Regions from separate parts of the Mus musculus genome. Here all the other regions are linked to region 1. Evidence: chromatin loops called from intact Hi-C (ENCODE). Cell type or tissue: left cerebral cortex. All regions are shown on one strand.

Region 1 (8,000 bases):
AGTTAGTCTGCAGAGAGCTTCTGAAGAACAGAACACAACTACTAGACTAAGTCCCCCAGAGGCCCCTGCTGGTTGAACTACAAAAGCTGTTTACTCTATTCCTTTGCTTCCTTCAATTTTATATGCTTTTCTCTAGTGAGAGATGTTTATAGATGTCCAGGTATTCATATATTCAAAAGAGGCTCCATGTTATTATACTCAAAACAATGAGGGAGGGAGATGAAGTAACATGTTTCGCTGTATCCAAAGTGTTTAAAAAAAATAAAACATAGTCAGATTCCAATAATTGAGACTACTAGAGCACACTGAAAAAGATAACAAATACAAAATTGTAGAGCCAGAGAATAAAACCATACACTCCTTGACTGGTTTTCAGAGAAGTGCCAGCAACTGGAGAATCGGGAGACAGTTCACCTGATAATCTTACAGCATCATGGGCAACCAAATGCGGTTACCCACGACTTCAGGAACAGTCCCACCAGCCACACAGTGCCAGGGCCAGTGAAGTGGCTCATCAGGTAAAGGCACTTACCTCCAACAGGACGACCTGAGTAGAGTCCCCAGAACCCACATTAAAAGAAGAGAACTGACCCAAACAGCTTGTCTTCCAACTTCCACATATGCACCGTAGTGTACCCACCCACCCCCCCACAACACAACACAACAATAAATAAATATATGTTTTTAATTAAAAAAAAATACCACATGTATCTTTCCAATATAAACATAGACTATCTTATTTTCCCATGGCCTCTCAACTTCTCTCAAAATATTGCTTTAACTAGGAGGGCCCTCAGCTGGCCAGAGCCACCTGATTGTACCCGATGCTTTAAACACTACTTAGCACCAGTCCAAAAATCTCAGTGGTCTACCAAGAGCCTGAGGAGTGACATCACCTCTCTCCTCCGAATGGTGAAGCACAGGGTCGCTCTTTGATCTTGTCCTCAGAAGGGGGAGAGCTCTCCGGCTTCTCGGAGGCTGAACCAGAGTGAGAATAGGAGTTGATCCAGATGTGTTTTCTTCACCAGTCGTGTTAGTAAGAGCCCCACCTGATTTAAAATAAAATAAAAAACACAGTATTTCAACAGCTGTAGCCATCAAAATGTTGGTCAGGAAACACCTGTAGGCCCAAACCTGCCAAGGCAAGAGTACTGTAATTAATAACATTTACTTAGGCTGGTGGCCCAGTCAGTTTTTAGTTCCCAGCACCATGGCAAAGCCTCCCTCTCCAAATCACCCTGCCACACTTAAAACAAGCAAACAAGAAAAATGATAAGCCCAGGGGGCAAAAGTAAGAGACTGTGCCATAGCATCAGTTTGGTTTGTTTCCTAGGGTTGTTTAGACATCCTGATGCCGCCTCCAAGAGTAGCAAAGCTTTTCACAGTATCTGGCTCTTCAGGGAAATGCCACCTATGTGGGCAAAGGGCTATCCTGTGAACTGCCAAGCCAAGGCTAGCAGATGCACATCTGCCTAGCCCAGGGGGTGCCCACATTGGGACACTTTCAGTGGCTGCAAAATAAATCTGCAAATGACACTGGAATAGGACGAGCCCTGGCCAGGAAACGTAGCAGCAGCGTCTGGAAAGCCGAGTTTCTGATTGGAAAATTCCTCGTGGAAAAACAAATGTGCTTAAGGGAAGAGAACAATGTTTTATAATCCTTTTTAGGGTAGGTGGGGCTTGGAGCTCAGTGGCGGGGCTCACAGTCTGTCCCCTTCCAAATGTAAAGTGAATTCAAGAATGGCCCACATAGCACTGCTGAAAAGCTACCCCCATCCGACATGGCGGAAAGTCGATCCATTATTTAGTGCCAGCTGCAATTTTGTACCAGTGGACAATTCTCTAGGCCATTTAAAACCTCCCCAAAGACAGAAAGCGGGAACAACAGTGTCCTTAAATTACAAGGATAAATGTAAAATGACTCTAGCATGGACCACAGGGCTGAAAAAAAAAATCTTAATTCTAGCATTAAAACCTTTGGTTACAAATGACAATGTGAATACTCACTGGGAAACTCACGTTCGTTCGAAGGAATCCTGCTCATTTCAACAGATCAAGGAAATGGATTGGGAGCCAGGGGAATAACGAGTTAACCTGCACTCTAGCCCATGGGTTCCTGGGGATAGTCTGATCATTCATGAAAAAGTTTGAAGTAGGTCTCTTTATTTCAGTGTGTTTTTTTCTTTTTTCCTGTTAACATTTTAGATCTCACTTCTAAGCCCTAAGAGTTTGAATACCTTACCTCCAGCAAAACACTAGTCAGATCATTCTGCCATGTTCTCCTCTATTGACCTATGGCCTGGCGTAGGGAAGGTGTGTGTTACCTTGAGTTATCTGCGTGCAAACTGGCTCTGCTGGGCTCGCAGCAGTTTCTGGTCCTTCTGGCATTTGGAATGAAGACTCCTGCATCAGAAAGGAAGGGAGAAGGAGGGGTCATTGTTTTTGGTTTTTGATCCTCAGAGGACCCCCGTAAACCCCTTCAGGTTATGTTAGAGCATATACTCTGGGGAGTAGGCATACCTGCTCCTGGTCAGTCTGGCTCACTACAGCTTCGTATGGAGGTGGGGGGTCCAGAGGACAGAACACTTCCACACCCTTGATGCGTGCTCCATAGATATGGGGCAGTGGGATGACATCAGAACCAACCATCCTAGAAAAAGCACCGGGTGTCAGGAGGTGCGCTCTGTACACTGGCCCTCCTACAGCAGCAGACCCTGGACCCTCTGCCTTTGCCTTTAAATTGGGAGTGGCCTGGACCTAGAGGAAAGACACTCACAGAAGCTCAGCCAAAGAGGAATAACTATTCAAGCTATCCTTAGGCAAATACCCAGGGGGTCCTTTAGAAATGACAGTGTATAAAACGTAATGCCCTTTTTTCCTTTTAGTACAGCAGTGTCCATGGGGATGGAGAGCATGGGTGGCTGCCAGGCTCTGAGGGAGGGGCTAGGGAGGGGTTGCTTAGTGTTTATGGACTTGGCAGTTGCTTACGGGAGAGGATAATGCTTTGCAGAGAGTTAGAGGTGATGGTTGCACAATGAGGTGGATATACAAAATACCACTGAAGCATATCGCTAACAACAGCCAAGGCAACTAAGGGTAAGGAGAATCTTGGTGCCCTCCTGCAGTCGTTCACAGAAAAAGCTTCTTGCCTCGGTTTCCTTCACGTCTGATTCGTGAGAGAAATTCACTGTTGGATAACTTTTTTTAAAAGGGGAAATTAATTTCAAACAAAAGGTGAGCATTGCCCCCAGCTCCAAGACAAAACAGGAGCTAGCAGAAAGGATCATAGAGTGACTCGCACATGCTCCTCAGGTCACTCCCTGACTAATGATGCACTGGGCCAGGTGGGTGGCACTGGATAAAATTCAGAAACAAGAGTCCTAGTAAGAACAAAGAAAGAGGTGGGTTAACATTCTATTTTTCTCTGAACTTGATGTGACAAACCTGGCTGAGTTGACAAAAAAGATCTGCGTCCATTTGGAATATTGATACCTCACTCCCAACAACAAAGCTATAGCTAACCGATAGTTTCAGCAGAGAAACTTTAAAAGAGTCTCGCTATTACCAAGATGCAGAGAGGCTGACTTGACAGTTACTCTGTCATGTGACTGGGACTGAAGAACCAGCTGCTGTTTTCCTGGTTAAAGCTAACTTCTCCTGGGGCTCCTCTTCCTCCCTCAACCATTCCTGCTGATGTCAGCTATTTCTACTCTGTTCTTCACACACACCCACTTCTGTTGCTCCACCACGGGATATGTGGGGTTCCTGAGACTGTACCATCTGCCACACTCAGCAACATAAGTATATGATGTCTCTGCCTTAGCACAGAACTACTCAATTATACTCCTCCTTTCCAAATTGCCTTTCTCCCAACCAACGTTAGATGCTTTCCCTTTTCAAGTACTTCTTAAGTAATAGTTTTTGTTGTTGTTAGAGAGGGTTTGATGTCCCAGTGCTTACAGATAAGCACCAGAAAACCAGACATTTTAAACATGAAAGGTTGTCTCTTCAAAGGAACTGATGCAGAACCCGTTTTTCCCACCGAGAAGGCTAGAAATGAATTTGGTTAGTAGCCTGGATGCCTTCTGCACTATCTGTATGACCACACCTGATCCTCCTCCAAGTCCTTAAGATAACATATGTAGTCTGTCTATAAATCCCAGTTTCCAGGGCTAAAGAGATGACTCATGGGTTAAGAGCACTGCCTGTTCTTTCAGAGGTTCTGAGTTCAATTTCCAGTAATCACATGGTATCCCAGAATCATCTACAATGAAATCCAATGCCCTCTTCTACCATGTAGGCAGACACGCAGATAGAGCACTTACATGCATAGACTACATAAATAAACTTTAACAAAAGAACCCATCTTTATGGAAGAAGTGGCACATACGTTAAGAGTTTCAATGCAATTCAATCCCTTAAGCTTTATTGTATACACAGAATTATGTTACACCAGAAAACTTTTCTATATTGTGCTAAACTTAAACCAAAAAACTTAAACTAAACTTGAACCAACACTGGCTACTGAGTCATATTGAACAGGACTTCTTTTTTGGCTCATGAGGATCTACAGTCTGATGGCCATAGTGTTTCCAGAGACAACACACACACACACACACATTGTTGTTGTTGTTGTTGTTGTTGTGTTGTTGTTGTTGTTGTTTTAACTGTGGTTGTAGGACCCTTGACAGAAAAATTAAAAGGAAAACCAAACTCACAAGATTCCCTGCCAGTATTTATCGCATATAATAAAAAGAAGAAAAGACATTAGAAAACACAGAACTGAAATTTTAAAGTAATTAAAAAAGCAAAAGGTAAAACAAAACAGAGAACCCTGTGCTCAGTAGGTACTAGATGACCCATAGCAATGTCTCTTCTTTAAAAAAAAATAAAATAAAATTCTCTTCTTAGAATATGAAGAAAAGAAAAGAGGGAAGCTTACAGATAAAAAGACAGACCCAAGGCCAGATGCATCTAAGCGACTGAAGGGGAGAGGCAGAAACTGGATTTAAAACTCATCTTATTTCTTGTGCCCATTTATGCTCCCCTGAAAGGATAGAGGCGAGGTTTTATACTGGCACATGACTTTGGATGTTCCCCAGAGTGGCTGTGTAAAGTGTCAAGCATCCAGTGCACAAAGAAGTCCCATGAAAACACTCTCCCTGGTCTAGAGGGTTCCTGTCAAAGCTGCCCTAAGTAGATATTCTCCATAGAACAAGGACTCAGGCATGGATTTCGTTCCAACTCTCCTACCTAGCTCATGCTGTTTAAAAACTCCCACTGCTGAGTGACTCCAAAGGACTAGACCCTTCCTAGATTTAGTGGGAGAGTCCTGACCAATGAACATCACAGCTGTCTGAATCAGAGAGGCCAACTTTCTCCAGATATGGTGAGGCTTCAGTCTTTAATCAACACCCATGAGTCATCTTTCTAGCATTTCTAAACCCTGCCTTTGCCCCTTCAGCAAAGAAAGAGAATAGCTGAATCCCTTGCCTATTGCTAGTTCTGCTTGCCTGCCTGCTCCCTGACATTCCCAACCCATGGCTATCTTTGCACCCACAGAGGTGTGGCATTCACAATAACCCATGGCTATCTTTGCATCCACGGAGGTAAGCATCAGATTTCCAAGGATGAAAAGGTCAGGAGAGTGGGCTCTCATCTTAGATGCTAAACTACCACAAAATCTCTTCCAGAAGGAAACCCAGAAATTGAACATGGCATTTTCCATAGCATGATCACAAAATGAATGACTCCTACGATGTCATTATGTCATTATGATGACCACTGATGCTGCATTTCAATGGACAGCACCAAAGGAAAGTCCATGTAAGTTACTTCTTATCACACATCACCTAGGCATATATAAGCTTATGGAGACTGTGGTGGTTGAACGAGGAATGCCTGCCATAGGCTTATATGCCTGAATGCTTAGTCATCAGGAGTGGCACTACTTGGGAGGGATAGAGTGGGTGTGTCACTGGGGGTGGGCTTTAAGGTTTCGAGGCCCAGTAGCTTTCTCCCTTCCTGATACTTGCAGATTCAGATATGGAACTCTCAGCTCCTTCTCGAGCACCATGTCTGCCTGCCTGCCATCATGCTTCCCACCATGATGACAATGGACTAAACTCTAAGCCAGCCTCAGTTAAATGCCTTCCATTATAAGAGTTGCCATGGCCGTGGTGTCTCTTTGATTCAATAGAACTCTGACTAAGACAGGGATGAACAGGATTCTTATTGGCTTGAAAGTTGTTTTCTCTGGGATCCTCTATGAGTAGTAATGGAGAAGAATCAGCTGGTAGGGGAGAGGGTTTAAAACCCAGAGACTACCCACAGGGAACACGTGCTTTCTCGCCAACCCTCTTCAGCATCTGCGCTGCTCCTCTCAGTTTCTGAAAGGGTCAGAATCACTCCATCCTTGCCCCATGTTCTGCAATGTCAGCAGACCGCTCCCCAAACAAAGAAAAGCCTTGCTGTCCCAAGATAATTTGTTCACCCAGCTGACAGCCCCTCTCCCAGCTTTCTGACCATCTCTGCCTCTGCCTGGGTAGGTATTCCAGGAGGGGTGGGATAAGAGTCAAAGAACGAGAGCAGAGCTTAGGTGGGGCCTCTTCCAAATGCATTCATAGCTGTTCTGAACTATGAACATTAGAAAGTGTTTTTCCAACAGCCCCCAAACATGGACCACATCTGACTGATGACTCTACGCGTACTACAGATATCCCAAACTACACTGCTTGACCCCAGATATCAAGCTAAAGATGCTAATCTCCCCTTAGACACCAGAGACTTTTTTCTCTTTGGGGTTTAACCTTTAAACTCAGCATAAAGTCACTTCTCTAGGGATGCCAGGGCTGACTGGGTGACCCAGTTGGCTCTTCTGGGTTTGGGAGACCTCTGGGCATGGAGTGCTGTGATTCTAACTCTCATGTTAGGATCTAAACTGAGCTCATGGCTTGGAACAGAGGAAGCTGGGCTAATTCATTTTGAATTTCTATAACCCAGAACAGCACCAAGCAAGGAGGAGAAGATTGGTAATGTTTGCTGAATGAATAAATGAGATCATTCTTTAAAGATTTAATCCTAGGCATTACTAACAACCAGATCAATACATACTTCACTCTACAAATAATAATTTCTGATATTTAAGGAAAATAGTCAAAATTTTGAGCTAGAATTTGAAAAGAAAAATTAACCATGGTGTCCATTTTTTTTTCCAAGCCAGAAAGATGCAATTAATAATTAATTTTTTTCTTGGTGACTGCAAAGAATGTCACGGCTCTTGGGACCAGCTGATGGTGTTATAATGAAACATCGATTCTGCCTAACTGGGCATGTTTCCAGGGCAACAGAAACCCCCAATGCTGTCAAATTACAGCTGTTATCTCACCGGGTGTCAGTTTTCCCTAGGAAGCTAAAAGAAATTGAAAGAGTTTATCTCTAGGTCAAGATTGGGACTTATCTTTGGAGTCGTCTAGTTTATCGGAGAAAAACAAGACAGGGAAAGAAAGCTAATCGGACAGACCAATCTGCCTGGATTTTGGATTAAAAAGAAAAGTGGAAGCTCGGGTGGAGTGTTCTGGAGACTACACAAGTCTCAAGGCAGGGCATACCACAGAGACCCCAGCGTGACATAGGAGTTATACCTGCGGTTCATCCGAGGTGTGCAGGAGTAAAATGTGGCAAAGTAAGAAGGAGGAGGCACTGGTGGCACAAAGTCATCTGGGTCTGGAATCCGACCGTGTTCTTCCACGTCCTCTGCAGACATCTGGGATTCATCCTGGTTAAACAGCGTAACAGGAGAAAAGCAATGGATCACACAGTAGGGATGGAAAGCTAGGTGGAAATGCCACACAGTGCTTCCACACATAGCAGGGATGGACTGCTAGGTTGAAATGCCACACAGTGCTTCCACACATAGTAGGGATGGACAGCTAGGTGGAAACGCCACACAGTGCTTCCACACACAGTAGGGATGGACTGCTAGGTTGAAATGCCACACA
Region 2 (8,000 bases), 280 kb after region 1:
AGAGTTAATAGCACCAGGTCCTGGGTACCGAGTGTAGGTGACAAAGCACGAAAGGGCATTTTAAGATGGTTTCTTTTGACTCTTTGCTGCTCAGGACTCAGAAGTGTACATACTTGGAGTCTTGGGTACATTTAGAAGTTACTTTTAGAGTATCTTTTCAGAGACAATGGAAGAGTGGGAACGACTCATGTCTCCCTCTGAGCCTTTTTCCTTTTCAGGAGGTTATTAGCACACATGGTGTAGGTTATTAGCACACACAGTGTAAGACATTTTGAGGCTGTTATATCATGGACACACTTGTGGTGTAAGACTTTCTTTCTTTCTTTTTTTTTTTTTTTTTTCGAGACAGGGTTTCTCTGTGTAGTCCTGGCTGTCCTGGAACTCACTCTGTAGACCAGGCTGGCCTCGAACTCAGAAATCCGCCTGCCTCTGCCTCCCGAGTGCTGGGATTAAAGGCGTGCGCCACCACTGCCCAGCATATAAGACTTTCTAAGAGACCAGAGGTCTCAGGTTGGGGAGCAAATGACATAATCCTAACAAATGTCTGTAGAAATGAAGAGCCAGGTCCGGGGACAGGGTGGGAGGGAACACACTTTTTTCACAGAGCTGTCACACACGGTGTGACTATCTTCAGGAGCAGGTATGGGAAGGCAGACATTCAGCTACAGGAGGAGGCTGGGGGTCTTCACCTGACAGTGTTTAATGTCTTGGAATCTGGCTGGCAGTCAAGTGCCTTTTCCAGAATAGGCCAATGAAGACAAGTCCAGTTTGGTGTTTAAAGCTTTAGTCAGCTCCCTGGCCAGCAGCTCATGCAGAGACACGCCGTCATGAGAGTACACCCAGTTCTTCCCGGTCCAGTCATAGCGCTTGGGGCCGCTGCGAGACAAAACAAATTCATGGTAAGTTAGTGAGGATCCTCTTCAGGAGAGCCACTGTGTTTGGACTAAATCAATCTGTGTGTGTGAGTATGTATGTATGTATGCATGCATACATGCATCTATCTATCTATCCATCCATCTATCTATTTATCTATCTATCTACTTTTGTGTTGTTTTTCAAGATAGGATTTCCCTGTGTAGCTCTGGCTGTCTTTGAACTGTATCTGTAGACTAGGCGGTCTTGAACTCAGAGTTCCACCTGTCTCTGCCTCTTGAGTGCTGGAACTAAAAGCGTATGGCCACCACTGCCCAGCTTATCGATCTGTCTTTGAAGATAGATTCCTATCTGTATCCCCGGACAGGTAGCCTGGACCTCACTTGTGTAGCCAAGGCTACCCTTCAATTTGTAGCACTCTTCTGTTTCAGCCTAAGTGCTGGGATTATCAGCAACCACATTTGGCTGGACTGAATCTTAAAAGTCCCACGGCAGCTGTGGTTAGAAGCTCACGATCTAGCTCATGACCCTACTGCAGGGGGTGGGAACTTGATCTGGTAAGGCCTAGACGTGGTGTGTTAGGTCACTGGCAGTGTGCCTTGGATGGGCGATGGGGAGTCCGTCCTGTTTCCCTCCATCAAATCTCCCTGGCCATGGTCTGTCTCACTGTAGGCCCAAAGGCAACGGCAACTAAAGTCTCTGACACCGTGAACCAAAAACAAATGCCTCCTCCTTTCAGTGAAGAGCTAACGGAATCCAGAGCTGCCGGTACCCAGAGACCAAGTGCGGCTTTGCGTGACACGCAGTGAGGCGAGCCTTTGCTTTCCTCAGCACCTTCCTGAGGGCGACTGACTGTGCAGTCTGTCCTCTGGAACACTCCACAGCCCCGCCCCCGTGAAACTCTCTGCAGCACATTCATTCCATCGCTTTTTTTCCTAGGACAGATGCTATCTTACAGCCAGGTTTGGGAAGTGATGCTAATTTTGTACCACGGATGTGCTGATCAATGCCCAACCTACACTACTGTGTCGCCACTAACTCTGTCTACATCCGAAACACCCCTATTACCCTGAAAGAAGCCCTAATACCTACTAATCAGCTACCTTGCCTCTTCCAGCCTTGGCTACCACCTGTGCTATTATTAAAAACTTTGCTGGGCATGGTGGTACAGGCCTTTAATTCCAGCGATTAGTGGACAGAAGCTGGCTTGGTCTCTCCAGCAAATTCCAAGCCAGCCAGGGATCCAAGGTGTCTTAGTGAGGGTTTGTATTCCTGCACAAACATCATGACCAAAAAGCAAGTTGGGGAGGAAAGGGTTTATTCAGCTTACACTTCCATACTGCTGTTCATCACCAAAGGAAGTCAGGACTGGAACTCAAGCAGGTCAGGAAGCAGAAGCTGATGCAGAGGCCATGGAGGGATGTTCTTTACTGGCTTGCTTCCCCTGGTTTGCTCAGCCTGCTCTCTTACAGAACCCAAGACTACCATCCCAGGGATGGCACCAACCACAATGGGCTAGGCCCTTCCCCCTTGATCACTAATTGAGAAAATGCCTCACAGCTGGATCTCATGGAGGCATTTCCTCAAGGAAGGCTCCTTTCTCTGTGATAACTCCAGCCTGTGTCAAGTTGACACACAAAACCAGCCAGCACACAAGTTAAGACCCTGCCTCAAAAAACCAACAAAACAAAACTTTCTTCTTTCGACAGGGTCTCCCATAGCCTCAGCTAGCCTCCAATTCCTTCTATAGCCAAGGATAACCCTGAACTCTTGATTTTCTTGCCTTTATCGCTCAAGTGTTGGGATTACTGGCTTGCTCCATAATTTCTAGCTAAAAGTAGTTTTCTTTATTGAAAATTAAAGCTGTGAAATTGAGAGCTCTATCAGTGTGTCCCCTTCCTTCCCGTTCTGTTGCTGCATCTACCCCACTCTTCAGGTGAGAGGAGAAAGCATTTGGGATGCGGTTTTATACTACCTCCTTTTGCTACCTTTAAGAGGAGTGACTTCCTGGGGTCATTGCGATGTGTCCACAAAAGGAAATGGGGGACCTGTCTGATCTTTCTCTGCTTCCCATCCTAAGATGGGACATTGTTCCTACACATTCTCCCATCAGGGTACACCATTGTATAAGAGGCTAAAGTAGCCGTCCCTTGCATTCCTCAGTCTTGGACCCTGAACCTTGAAAACCACGAGATAAAGAAACCTTTCCCTTTTATCGGTAACTTGTCTCAGGTATTCAGGGTAGCGATGTGAAGCTGACTAATACACGGTACTGCGGACAAATCGGTAGCTGGTGTTGGCCATGATTTGTTATTCCAGATGTATAAGACCCTTGTCTCACGTTCTAGCTCCTCATGGCCTGGAGAACAGTGGACACAGTAACAGACAATGAACCCTGAGAGTTCACCACTGAGAACACTCGAGGGAACTTTCGAAGAACCCCACACTAGAAGAGTGGGGACACAGCTTAGCAGCACAGTGCTTGAGCGGTCCCAGCGTGGTGACCGCATTGTTAGATCTCCAGCATCACAAAACCATGAGGAGACTGAGGTGTGGTGGGAAGGCAGGGTAGAGGGAAGAGATGGGAAGTATCTTGTGTAGGTATAGATACACGAGGGCTTTTAATACTGCCAATCAAATGCTGGACATACAGAGAAAAGGGCAAATGGACAGGCAGGGCTTCCGTTACAAGAGCAGAAACCTCTCTGAACACAAAGTACCCCGGTCACATGAAAGCAAAACAAAACCAGGAGAAACCAAAGAATGTTCTTTGATCCTGCACCACAGCCCTGCTCTCAGGTAGAGTTGGAACAACTCAAGACCCCTCCACATTGTCCAGGGTTCTGCGCCCAGATTCTGGGGCCCAGGCGTCCCCCACATTCTATGGCAAGGGGGCCAGGAAATTCTGTCTCCACAGGACCTCAAAGGTTTTCTTCTGAAATAAGAAGTTATAATCATGGCCCTGTGAAAGACAGTCTGGATAAATATGATATTACTTCCGGGGTGATGGAGAGAGGGCTCAGTGGTTAAGGACGCTTGCTGCTCTTCCGCAGGACTGGTTTGATGTCTTTCACTACCCTGGGCTGCTTACAACTGCTTGTGACTACAGCTCCAGAAGATCTGGCTCCCTCTGCTGGCTACTGTAGGTATGGACACTCAACCACATCCATATCCACACCCACAGACATATAAAGGCCCGTCCCCCTTTATGACGTAATTGTGATGAAGCGGGGTTACTTATGAGACGCCCCCCCAAGCCTCTCATATACATTAGTTTTTAAAACAGATAATCTGGTTTTTAAATTAACTGCTTTTATGTTGTTTTGATATATGAGTGCTCTGTCTGCAAGTATACCTGCAGACCAGAGGAGGGCATCAGATCCCTTTATAGATGGTCGTGGGCCACCATGTGGTTGCTGGGGATTGACCTCAGGACCTTTGGAAGTGCAGTCAGCGCTCTTAACCACTCAGCCATCTCTCTAGCACCTAAAATTACAGGTTTTAAATGTATTTGTTTTATATGCATTGGTGTTTTGTTTGCATATTTATCTGTGTGAGGGTGTCAGATCTCCTGGACCTGGAATTACAGATAGTTGTGAGGTGCTATGTGGGTGCTGGGAATTGAACCTGGGTCCTCTGGAAGAGGAGTTGGTGAGTGCTCTTAACCACTGAGCCATCTCTCCAGCTCCAATTACGGGTTTAAAAAGAGTTTCCTTGGAGTTTCTTGTAAGTGACTACCCTGACACGGATGCCAGGATTTGAACTCTAGCCCTTGTGCTGGAGCAGAAGGGCTCTTAAGCCATCTCTCCAGCCTGAGTGGTAACCATTTTGTTTGCTGTGTGTTTGTTGTGGTGGTATTCCAACCCAGGGCCTTCTCTCACATGCTAGGCAAGTTCTTTGCCACTGAGCCACACCTTGGCACCTTTTAAAAACTGCCAATACCATTAGGCTTCCAAAGAATTCCACACTGCTTCTAGCTGAGATTTCCCACGGCTCCTTCAAAATGTCTCCTTCAGTACTGCTGTTGAGCCTCAGGGAGGTTAGTGTGAAGGCTCCCTGTGGGCATCGCTAGGCTGTTCCCAGACCACTGAGGCAGCAGCTGTATACTTATCAGTAAGTCCTTAGTTCTGAGACAGGGTCTGACTGCAGTGCATCCTGCTGCTCCTTCAACTGCAGGCATTGCCACGGGGCAGGCAGGCATGAGGCTGGGGGCCCTGGGGCTGCTGATAAAAATCACCGTCCCGTCCCGTTGTGACAGAGTCAGAGCCCAGCTCTGCCAGCAGAGTTACAGAGACCTTCAAAGTAGGCCAGGAGTTAAAGTTTAACTTACTTTGAGGACAAAGTGCAAGTTTTCTCAGATACTACAATATAAAAAATTCCTCCCTCTTTCTCCTTCCTACCTTTCCATTTTGGAAACTGAATCCAGGGCTTATAGATTACTGGATAAGCACTCTCCCACTGAGATATGCCCTCAGCCTTCAAAGTAGCTTTTTTTTTTTTTAAAGATCTATTTATTTATTGTATGTATGTGAGTACACTATCGCTCTCTTCAGACAGACCAGAAGAGGGCATCAGATCCCATCAGAGATGGTTGTGAGCCACTAAGTAGCTGCTGGGAAATGAACTCAGGATTTCTAGAGCAAACTGAGCCATCTCTCTAGTTCCCTCAAAGTAGCTTTTTAATGAATGAATGAATGAATGAATGATTATTATTTTTAATCGCAGGTATGTGCCACTGTACCTAACAAAAGTGGCTTATGGATAGCCCTGGCTATCCTGGAACGCACTATATGGACCAGATTTGCTTATTTGCTTTTGCTATAGGGTCTTACATGATAGCTCAGACTAGCCTTTGAACTGGCTATGTAGCCAAGGCAGGCCTTGAATTCTTGCCTCTACTTCTTGAGTGCTGGGACTATAGCTATGTTAAGACTGTGTCTGGCAAAAGTATCATTTTCAAAGGCAAGCCAGTGGTTTTTCTCTTCTGGGGAATGATATACTGGAGAAAACCAGTCTGGGCCAGGCTCTGAACAGTTCCTTCTGCTTCAGGTCTTGTCAACATCCTGATGCCTGAGTTGCATAGCAACCCGGGTATCAATGAGGAGAAGGGTTCAACTACAAGCCAGCCTCCCTGCCGAGGCAGACAGCCGTAAAGTCACGGCAAAGCCAGTGACTGACTCCCTCTCAAACGGTCCCCAACACCGCATTCCAGATGAGTTTACCCCTTATGGATTTTGACTTCTGAACATACCTGGAAGGAGAAGACAGCCAGATTTGCTTGTTTGGGGTCTGCTTGTTGATCACGTAGGTCCCTAGATCCCCGCCCAGCTTAATGGTGAGCACGCCATCCTAGGGGGTCAGGTGGCAGGAAGTGTGAAAAAATAGATTAGTTAGTACTGTGATACACACACACACACACACACACACACGTAAATATATAAACATAAATAAAAATAAAATACGTTTCTGACCCATTCTGACCCTGAGAGTAATGTTTTTACCATACAAGCTCCTATGTTTGGATACACAAACACACACACACACAAACACACACACACACACACACGTATGCACATACACACTCGCGTTCATATACATGCTCATATCTCAATGCCTTTCATGTATCCAAGGATATAACAGACACCATTAAGAAAAGGGGGCTGGGGATACAGCCCACTGGCAGTGTGTTCTGGCTTTGGGAAACCCCATGTTCAATTCTTGGCACCAAAACCAAACAAACTTTAATGCTCAAAAACAGGAGCTTGTATGGTAAGAACGTTACTCTTAGGGTCAGAGGTTTGTTTTACGTTTATTTATGCACGTGTTTCTGTTCACGTGTATGTGCATGAATGCCCTTAGAGGCCAGAGACACACAGGACAGCTGCAGGGCCGGAGTTACAGGCATCTATAAGCCACCTGATGTGATATGGCTGCTGGGATCCAGGCTCTGGTTCTCATGATAAAGTAGCAAGCGTTTAACCACGGAGCCATCTCTGCAGCCACCACGAGTGAATGAATCGTAATAGCATACGATGAATGCCTGAAGCTCATAGCGCTTTCTCTCTGCCTGTGTGGTCGCCAAGACAAGTTAAGTCTTGCCTGAGATCTCAGCCATGGTAAACAGGACCGCTAGCCAACCGCAACACGTACTAACGCAGACTAAACTCTAACAGCGTCTGTCCAAGTGTCAGACCTGAGTCCATCACGAAAACACGGAAAGAAAGTGATTGTGGTGGCAAAATCTGTAAGGTCAGGATTTGGGAGGCTAAGGTGGGGGATGGTGAGTTTGAGGCCAGCAGGCTGCACCACAGAACGCAAAACAGAAAAGGAGAAGAAAGTAATCCATGCCCTTTCTCGTTTGTCTTAGAAGAGCGGACGGAGCGGCCCAGGCCTACCTGTGTTAGTTCCAGACCCTTCCCAGACATCCAGCGAGTGCTCCAGACTCCATACAGCTTTAGTTCCCTCTAAAAAGCCTTGCACTCTCAAAAGACTGGCCAGTCCATTTTTACCCAATAAATGAACATTTAAATTTGAAAGCACCCCACAAAGGAGCCCTTCACTCTGAGGGCTTTAGTCTCCTTAGAATGCAGAATATGAAACAAAGGCTAGGCACTAAGCACACTTTAAAGGGGCCGGGTATTGCTTCTGGAAAGCAGGTGGGAGCCTCTTGTTGCCCAGATGCACCCCCGCCTTTCTGTGCACTCTGCAGAGGGCCAATCCAATCAGGAGACTTGGACGGATTCTCACAGCACACTCTTAGAAACACAGCCAACCATTTATATAAACTAGAGGCTGGGATGGATAATAATGTAACCAATAGACACGGGAGGGGACAGTAGTGCTCTCTTCTCTCTCTCTCTCTCTCTCTCTCTCTCTCTCTCTCTCTCTGAGATAGGGTTTCATTAGGTAATTCAGGAAGGTAACAACCTTGTAATATTTGTGCCTCTGTTTGCCAAGGAAGAGATAGGTCTGATGCTGAGGCTCCCCTGGGAGAATCCTTGCCTATGACACACAAGGCTCTGGGTTCCCTCCCCACAGGGGTCAGGCTTCGTAATCCCAGGGCTCAGGTGGTAGAAGATCAGAAACTCAAGGCCATCCTTGGCTACATCCTAGTTGAGGCCAGCCTG
Region 3 (8,000 bases), 75 kb after region 1:
TCCAAGTTCGAATCCCAGAACCCACATGATGGCTAACAAGTAGCTCCACTTCAAGGTCATCTAACACCTTCTTTAAAAATATGGATTATTTACAGGTTATTAAGAGTATGTTATAGTCTGGGTATGGTGGCACATGCCTTTTATCTCAGCAAGGAAAGTAGAAGTTCCAGGACAGCCAGAACTACATAAGGGAAGGTGTGTGGTGACTTTAATATGCATGGCCCAGGGAGAGTCAACATTAGGAGGTGTGGTCTTGTTGCAGTAGGTATGTTCTTGTTGGAGGAAGTGTATCACTGTGGAGGTGAGCTTTGTGACACTTCTCCTAGCTGCCTGAAAGACAGTAGTCTTCTCCTGTAGAACACTCAGCTCCTCTGACACCATCCCTGCCTGGACACTGCCATGCTTCCTGCCATGATGATAATAGACTGAACCTCAGAACCAGTAAGCCAGCCCCAATTAAATGTTGTCCTTTATAAGAACTGCTGTGGTCATGGTGTCTGTTCAAGCAATGGAACTGTAACGAAGACACTGTGTTATACATCAGGGTAGTTTACACTCCAGTAGTGCAGAAAACCTACAGGCAGCTTTGTTCCACATGCAACTCAGTACAAGTTACAGCTCTGCATGGCTGGGATACAATACCAGGATCTTTCAAGCTGTTCCACCCTGGGTCTACCTGGAACCCAAAGAATCTTTTGCTTCAGGATTGCTCCAGAAAACAGTCATCATACCCCTCCACTCAGAGCCCACATGGGGACACAGGATCTAGCCCATTGTCACACACACACACACACACACACACACACACACACACACATACACACACACACACAAAATGTGCAGTGTAACACATAATGCCCTCCACTGGGCTTTTATGAACAATTACTGACCTAGCATTAATTAAGACAAATCAACACACGGATGTGCACACGCACACACACATTTTTTTAAACCTCTGAAGGCATCAGGAGGAACAATCCTGGTGGCTCACTACTGTAAACCTAAATCTATCTGCCCAGCTCCTGATCAGAATATTCCCATTTGCCATGTGCCCTGCAGGGAAGACCACAAGGGAACCTGAAGCTTAGCAGAGGAAGTCGATTGGAGCCTGACATGGATCTTTTTGCCAAGAGCTAAGGAACTGGAGCATCCCCTGGGTGCTGCCTTTGGACATCTACCTCACCCACAGTATGGTGGCAGCACTGTAGGACCAGCTCTAGGATGGCCACTGGCTTGAAGACAGAGATTCAAGAGAACTTGTCCCCAAGGCTGCAGGAAAGTGAGCTGGGGCACTCACGGTCAGTTGAAGCAGAGGAAGGGCATAAACAAAAACAAGGCACAGCTTCACAGAGCCTCAGAGATAAACTCATTATGCAGAGAGAGACAGAGGCACAGAGACCTTGTAGGATGTCTCTGTCAAATCCCTCCCCTCAGATCTCAGGGAACCCTATGAAAGTGGAGGTCAAAGGAGTTTAAGAGCTGGAGGGGACGGAGGACACCAAGAAATCGAAGCCCTCTAAACCAACATGATCCGCACTCATAGGAACTTACCGAGTCAGGGGCAGAGTGCACAGAGCCTGCCCAGGACCTCTGCCCATATACTAAGGCTTTCAGAGCAGTGTTTTTATGGGATTCCCGAGTGTGTGAACAAATGGGTCCCTGATTATTGTGTCTTTGGCTCTTTTCCTTCTGTTTGTCCTACCCACCTCCTATGTGTTAGATTTTATTTTATTTTATTTTATTTTATTTTATTTTATTTTACTATTATCCTTTAAAAGCTTGTTCGTTTTCTAATGAGAAACAGAAAGGGAGTGGATCCGGATGGGAGGGGAGGTGGGGAGGAACTAGGAAGGGTAGAAGAGGTGGGGAACTGCAATCAGTATGTGTTATTTGAGAAAAATAAATCTATTTTCAATTAAAGGAAGGAAAAAACCACTCCTTGCAGCACTCTGGGTGGTCTAAAATGGTGTCTTGGAATTGGGGCTGGTCCTCTAAAAGTGTCCTGTCTGGACTGCTGCTTTCTTCCAGCGGCTTCCAGAGAGCCCCAGGTAACCTTTGCCTCTGGGTCACTCCTTGCCCACAAGCAAGTGCTGCAAGTAGGTGGAGCCTGGAAATGGCCCACTGTTTTATTGAAGGGATGCCGATGAGACCTTAGTTCCTTATTACCCACAGCGGCCTCCTGAGAGTAACGGGAAATTCCAGAAATTCTGCTTCCCTTGGATTTATTTCGACCTTGATGGTTGCTCTCCATGCTGTCACCCACCTTGACTGCCTAGAAGCTCAGAATGAACACAGCAAACACCAGCAAAGAACACAGGGTCTTATGGCGTTTGTTGTATGCTCCCGGGTCTCTCTCAATCTCTCTCTCTCTCTCTCTCTCTCTCTCTCTCTCTCTCACACACACACACACACACACACACACACACACACAATCACTTCACCTTCTCCTACATCAGACTTTCTTTACTCTGACAGCATCATGTTTTTTTAATTCTCCCACATCTGCCCCATTTGAATATATTCAAAGGCTAAAAACAACTTGACAAACAGCTCAATTGGGGAAATGGCACAAGCAGCTTGTTTTAGAATACTCTTATCCCACTTTCTGTTTCTACTCTGGCCTTCCCTTGTCTTTACATGGCTGTGTTTACAAACTCCCATCTGCTCTGTTGAGTGAAGAATGTGTTTCTAAATGACCAGTGATATTTTTAACCTCTGATGGATTTATTCCCACTCCTGGATGTCTTCCAAATGATGTGTCATAAAGAGCCTCTCCTGAGCACCGTGAGAGCATGCTCAGAGAGTTCCCAGGGGGAAACAGACTTCTGGGTGGTTCTGGGTGCTCTGGGAAAACTGTGCATCCGTGAAGGTCTCATGACCCAGTAGAAGATGTCAGAGGTCTGAAGGCAGTGTGTGAAGGGTCATCAGGTCTTCTTCCTTTCTTTTTCACTTGGTCACATGGGATGGGCCACTTCTGGGCCTCAGGTTTCTCCTCAGAGAAACAAAAGGGAAGGGCCTTGTGTGAGAATGGTATGGGTGGAGGAGGGCTAGAAGCCTGAGTTAAGCCTCTGAGCTACCCCAGGACCACTACAAAGGGATAGGGAAGAACCAGTCTGTGTTATGGTTTGAATATGGAGTGTTACCCTCTGTCCAAGTTTGCTTTCTGTTGCTGTGAAAAAAAATGACCAAAAACACCTTGGGGAGGAAAGGGTCCATTTCAGCGTTCAGGTGACAGAGTCAGTGAGAGAAACCAAGGCAGGAGCTCAAGCAGGTACCTGAGAGCAAGAATTCAAGCAGAAACCTCAGAGGAAGGCTGCTTTCTGGCTTACTACCAGGCTCAGTTTTAGCTACCTTTCTGAGATATCCCAGACCCTTCTGCCTAGGAATGGTGCTGCCCACAGTGGGCTGGTCCTTCCCGTATCAATTAGCAATCCAGAAGATGTCCCACAGACATCCCCACAGGCCAAACTGATATGGGCAAAGTTTCTCAAGTGAGTGACTCTAGTTTGTGTCAAACTGTGACAATAAAACTAACAAGGACTAAAATAAATAAATAAATAAGACTCACATATAGATTTCCCGACTCTTGGCTTCCTGGCTGCCTTGAGCAGCTCTGTTCTTCTCCTTCACACTCACCACTAAGATGCTCTGCTTTACCAGGCCCAAATGCCGACACTGGACCGTGGGCTAAAACTTATGAAACCAGGAGCCATGTGGTTTCCTCTTTTTAAATTCTTCCTCTCAGGCGATTGTCTCAGAGACAGAAAGCTGACTAACATGCCCTGTTTCTTGGTTCTGACTACAAGGCTGGGTGGGTAGCCTCAGCTACTGTCTTAGAAACCCAGGGCCTTTGAGTAAGGAAAGTGGGCAGGAGAGTGAGCTAGAGACCCAGTTAGGGACATGACAGTCACCCGTGAAGATCTCTGTGTAGACTGTGTTTTTTTCATGACCACATGCAGATGTGGTTTTGCACGCATGCTCAGTTTTCTCCTCCCCTCATTCTCCCCATATCATTTTCTTTAAGATCTAGAAAGTGGTTTTTTGTGGTAGTAAACTAATAATGCCATAAAGTTCAGCCTTTGATCTGTTGGTGAACATTTGGGTTATTTGGATCTTTAAGGTATTGTGAATCACGGATTTAAGAATAAAGTACAAGGTCTGGCAAGATGGCTCAGCAGTTCAAAGCACTTGCTACTCTTACAAAAAGCCATGGCTCAGTTCTCTCCAGTTTCAGGGGATCCAGCACTGTCTTCTAACCTTTGCAGGCACCAGGCACACACGGGTACATATACATACAGGCAGGAAAACATTCATATACATATAAATAGATAGATCTTTAAGAAAGCTAAACTGTATTTCTACCTGAAGGTATGGCTTCAATTTCAGAGACACATATCAAAAAGCATTCTTTCTAGACCTTTGACAAGGTCTTAGTATGTAGCCATACTGTCCTGAAACTCACTATGTAGAGGCTGGCCTCAAACTCACAACTGCCTCTCTCCCTAGTACTGGGAGTAAAAGGTATGTGCCACCACACCAAGCTCCCTTAGACAAACTTTAAAAATACATATCAAAACCACTTTTCTGAGGTTGCAGAAATGCCTCTTGCAAAGGACCCTGGTTTGGTTCCCAGCAGTCATATGGAGGCTCACAATTGTATGTAACTACAATTCCAAGAGATCCAGCACCCCCTTCTGGCTTCCATAGGCACTGCATGCACATGGTGCGCAGACAAGCAGGCAAAACCACTCATGTACACATGAAAAATATTCAAAAACTTCAATGAAATCTTTGAAATTATTTTTTCATAAGGAAAATTCTGTCTCAAAAAATATACAACACACACAAAAAAAGAGAGAATGTATTTACATCCACAAAGGCAGAGAAAATAGTTACATATGGAACTCCACCTGCATAGCCCTGACCATGGCAAGCTCGTTACCTGCATACACTGGAGTACTTTTAAGATGACTGCAGTCTGCATCTCCTCATTTCTGTGTATCTCAGAGTCCACAACAGAAATGACTGAAGCATTTCTTAGGGAGTAGCATACATGGTGAATGCCTACCTGACCAAATACTAGTGTGGGTTATTTACTCGTTGAATAACCAATAGGTAATGTGGCAGCCTTTCAAAAGACATGCCACATTACAAAAATAAAAATAAAATTGAAGCACACTACAGACTAGAGAAAAAAAAATGAAGCAAAGAATCATGGTGTGTGCACATCTAACTTCACTGTGAGTAACCAAAACGGTGCCTACATTAAATATGTGCGTGTGAAAGTAGGGAAGATGGTTCAGTTAGTGAAGTTCCTCCTATACAAGCATCAAGGCCTGAACTTGACCCCCAGACCTGATTATAAGAAGCCTAGCAAGGAGGCACACACCTGTAATCCCAGCACTAGAGAGGTCAAGACAGGAGGACCCCTGGGGCTTACTGGCCCCCCACAAATTGGTGACCCCAGGCTCACTGAGAAGTCTTGTCTCAAAAACTACAGTGGAAAGCAATTGAGAAAATCATCCAAGGTCATCTCCTACATACACACACACTCAAATAAAATAAAATAAACTAAAATAAAATAAAATAAAATAAAGTGTGGGCAGCAGATGACCCCAGTGACATTCTGATATTCCCAGTGTACTAGAGAAGACAGAAAGAGGGGTGGGACAAGGGGAAGCCTGTCCTGTCTGGAAAGGCTCTGACCCATTGTTGAAGGCACATTTTGTTGTTGTGTTGGGATGGTAGGATTCTTGCTGTAAATGCTCTTCATTCCCAGCCTAACACTCCAGCCACAAATGCGACTGTGGTTTCTCTGAGCTTCCTTGTCTTCCCTGTCTGGCCACAGTCTGGGTGACTTTGAGCTTTCCCAGCCTAGGTGGCTATTTACAGAAGGGACAGGCCGACGTGATACGAAGGCAGTGGCTTAGACACTGTTTCTCCTTCTGTGGTAACTACAGAGAGGATGCTGTCACGCAGTGATCTTGTCCAGGGTCCAACAGCCACTTAATAAGGAATTGGTAGAATTTTAGAGACAGAGGCATTTCTCAGTGATTTTTTTTTTACAACTTCATCGACTTGGCCCTATTCATATCACAAATCATCTCTAAAATATAGTAGCTTGAAGTCTTATCTGTCATTGATTCTTAGCATTTTATTACCTGTGAAGTTAGTCTGTGTCTAACAGTCTATAAGACTGTGCACTTTGATCTTCAGTGGTGGTCATGAAATAGCTGTTGCTGCCTTCAACTGAACCTGGCCAAGTATGTTCATCTTACCGTTTTGGTTGAATTGTGTGGGCAGACGTGTGTTGATTGATCCTCAAAAAGATTATTCCATACTTAGCCATGGAAAATAATTTTGGGGTATCTCCAAAGGTGCTAAAAACAGATTATTTAAATAGAAAAATTAATGTTAGTAAAACTAGTTTTAGCTGTTAGGGAAAAAAATTAGCTTTATTTATATACAATTTTCCTTGTAGAACTGTACAAGAAAGGATTAAGCGCCCCTAAATTGTAACTTAGATGCACGCCAAAGAATTGCCCATCAGATGCCAAGAAATTTCTCACAGTGAATGTCAGAAGCATGGCTAAGCTACATGTAAGCAATCATGGAGTACTCCTCTGAGAGAACTCAAAATAGCATTGCCCCGAAAAGCTCCCAGTGGGTCTTGCTGCTGACACGTAAAACCCATCTGGAGGCAGCCCATATGGCATTGCTAGACAGCTTCAAACGCTGTCAGGGATGCAGTTTCTTTTCTCTTGTTGCCCTATTACCCTCTGCGTGTGCCTCCCACCTCACGATCTAATGTATACAGCTACTTCCAATGCAGACATCATCACCATAGCCCATCTATCTGATTGAAGAAAGGACGGAGGGGGAAGCAAAGAGCAGATACCAACTGGTTACAGCATCGTCATGTAGGCATTGCCATGTACAAGAGACATCAGTATGGGTGTTTTGCCTGCGTCATGTCTATGCAGTGTGTGTGTGTGTGTGTGTGTGTGTGTGTGTGTGTGTGTTCACGTGTGCGCACGTGTCACCTTCAAACAGAAGAGGGCATCAGATACTCCAGGACTGGAATAATAGACTGTTGTTATATAGATTGCCATGTGGGTGCTAAGACTTGAACCCAGGTCTTCTCAAAGAGCAGCAAAAGCTCTTAACCATTGAGCCATCTTTCTAGCCCCCAATGGTGCTAGAAAGCCCCCTCTTTATTCAAGCAGCCACTGCCAATGACAAATTAGAGGTCTCACCACTGAGAAAAACACAAAGAATGATTTTGGGGAAATGGCAGTCTTGACCACATTCGTTGTCAGATTTATTGGTGTGAAGCTAGTGTTGGGATTCCTTTACTTTTATGCTTTAAAAAGGCTTATTTTATTATCTAAGTGTATGAATGCATGCCACATGTGTGGTGCCCACAGAGGCCAGAGAGGGTGTTGGATCTCCTAGCACTGGAGCCATGAGTGAATCTGGGTCCTCTGAAAGAGCAATGTATACTCTTTACTGCTGAATCCTCTCCGCAAACCCAGACTCCCTTACTTTTCAACCTCAGTTGCAGCACTGAGACTGCAGTGGGAGAGCTTGCCTTGTGCATGTAAGGTGTTGGTTCAATTCTCAATTGTATAAACAATATTTTACTGCATTAGTCCTAACATTTCATATTACAGGGGGGCGTCTATTTTTTTTCTCGATCAGTCATGAATTTTATCTTTTTTTTAAAATATATACTACTCTTTATTATTATTCCTTGAGAGATGGCTCAGCAATTAAGAGCATTGGCCACTCTTCTAGAGAATTCAGGTTCAGTTCTCACCAACCATATGGCAGCTCACATCTGTTTCTAATTCCAGTTCCAGGGGATTAGACACCCTACACACAGACATGCATGCAGGTAAAATACCAGTCAACATGTATAAGATAAAAATTAACAAAACATTCAAAAATGTATTTTCTTTCTTATTTTACATCATTTGTTTACTTACTTCTTGCTCCCT

The links. A loop is a pair of places that touch in the nucleus more often than their neighbours do. Peaks named below come from ENCODE experiments on the same cell type or tissue, not always from the same donor. Only the 100,000 strongest peaks of a DNase experiment are listed, where the experiment ranks them.
Region 2: a loop joins it to region 1, with 3 times the contacts of the local background. A loop is called at or near these places in 3 of 42 quality-filtered maps.
Region 3: it touches region 1 in a loop (2.3-fold over the local background); 2 of 42 quality-filtered maps call a loop at or near these places.

What each region holds. Positions count from the first base shown.
Region 1 is chr19:23,977,066-23,985,065 of GRCm38, forward strand. It overlaps Fam189a2 (family with sequence similarity 189, member A2), which reads right to left. Exons shown (of 11, transcript NM_001114174.1): 6 at 7,644-7,777; 7 at 2,521-2,650; 8 at 2,325-2,403; 9 at 897-1,049. Among named protein-coding and RNA genes, the nearest start is that of Fam189a2, 50 kb to the right of the region's middle. In left cerebral cortex, no CTCF peak of the experiment used is centred here; a DNase peak (open chromatin) is centred at 3,716.
Region 2 is chr19:24,261,178-24,269,177 of GRCm38, forward strand. Fxn (frataxin) reads right to left here. Exons shown (of 5, transcript NM_008044.3): 4 at 6,125-6,222; 5 at 1-876. The coding sequence ends at 726. Among named protein-coding and RNA genes, the nearest start is that of Fxn, 15 kb to the right of the region's middle. In left cerebral cortex, CTCF peaks have their summits at 4,009 (motif pointing left), 4,212 (motif pointing right) and 5,422 (motif pointing right); DNase peaks (open chromatin) are centred at 1,808, 4,009 and 7,562; H3K27ac peaks cover 248 bases.
Region 3 is chr19:24,052,377-24,060,376 of GRCm38, forward strand. No RefSeq gene overlaps it. Among named protein-coding and RNA genes, the nearest start is that of Gm41823, 9.2 kb to the left of the region's middle. In left cerebral cortex, a CTCF peak has its summit at 4,689 (motif pointing left); DNase peaks (open chromatin) are centred at 2,190, 2,652 and 6,648.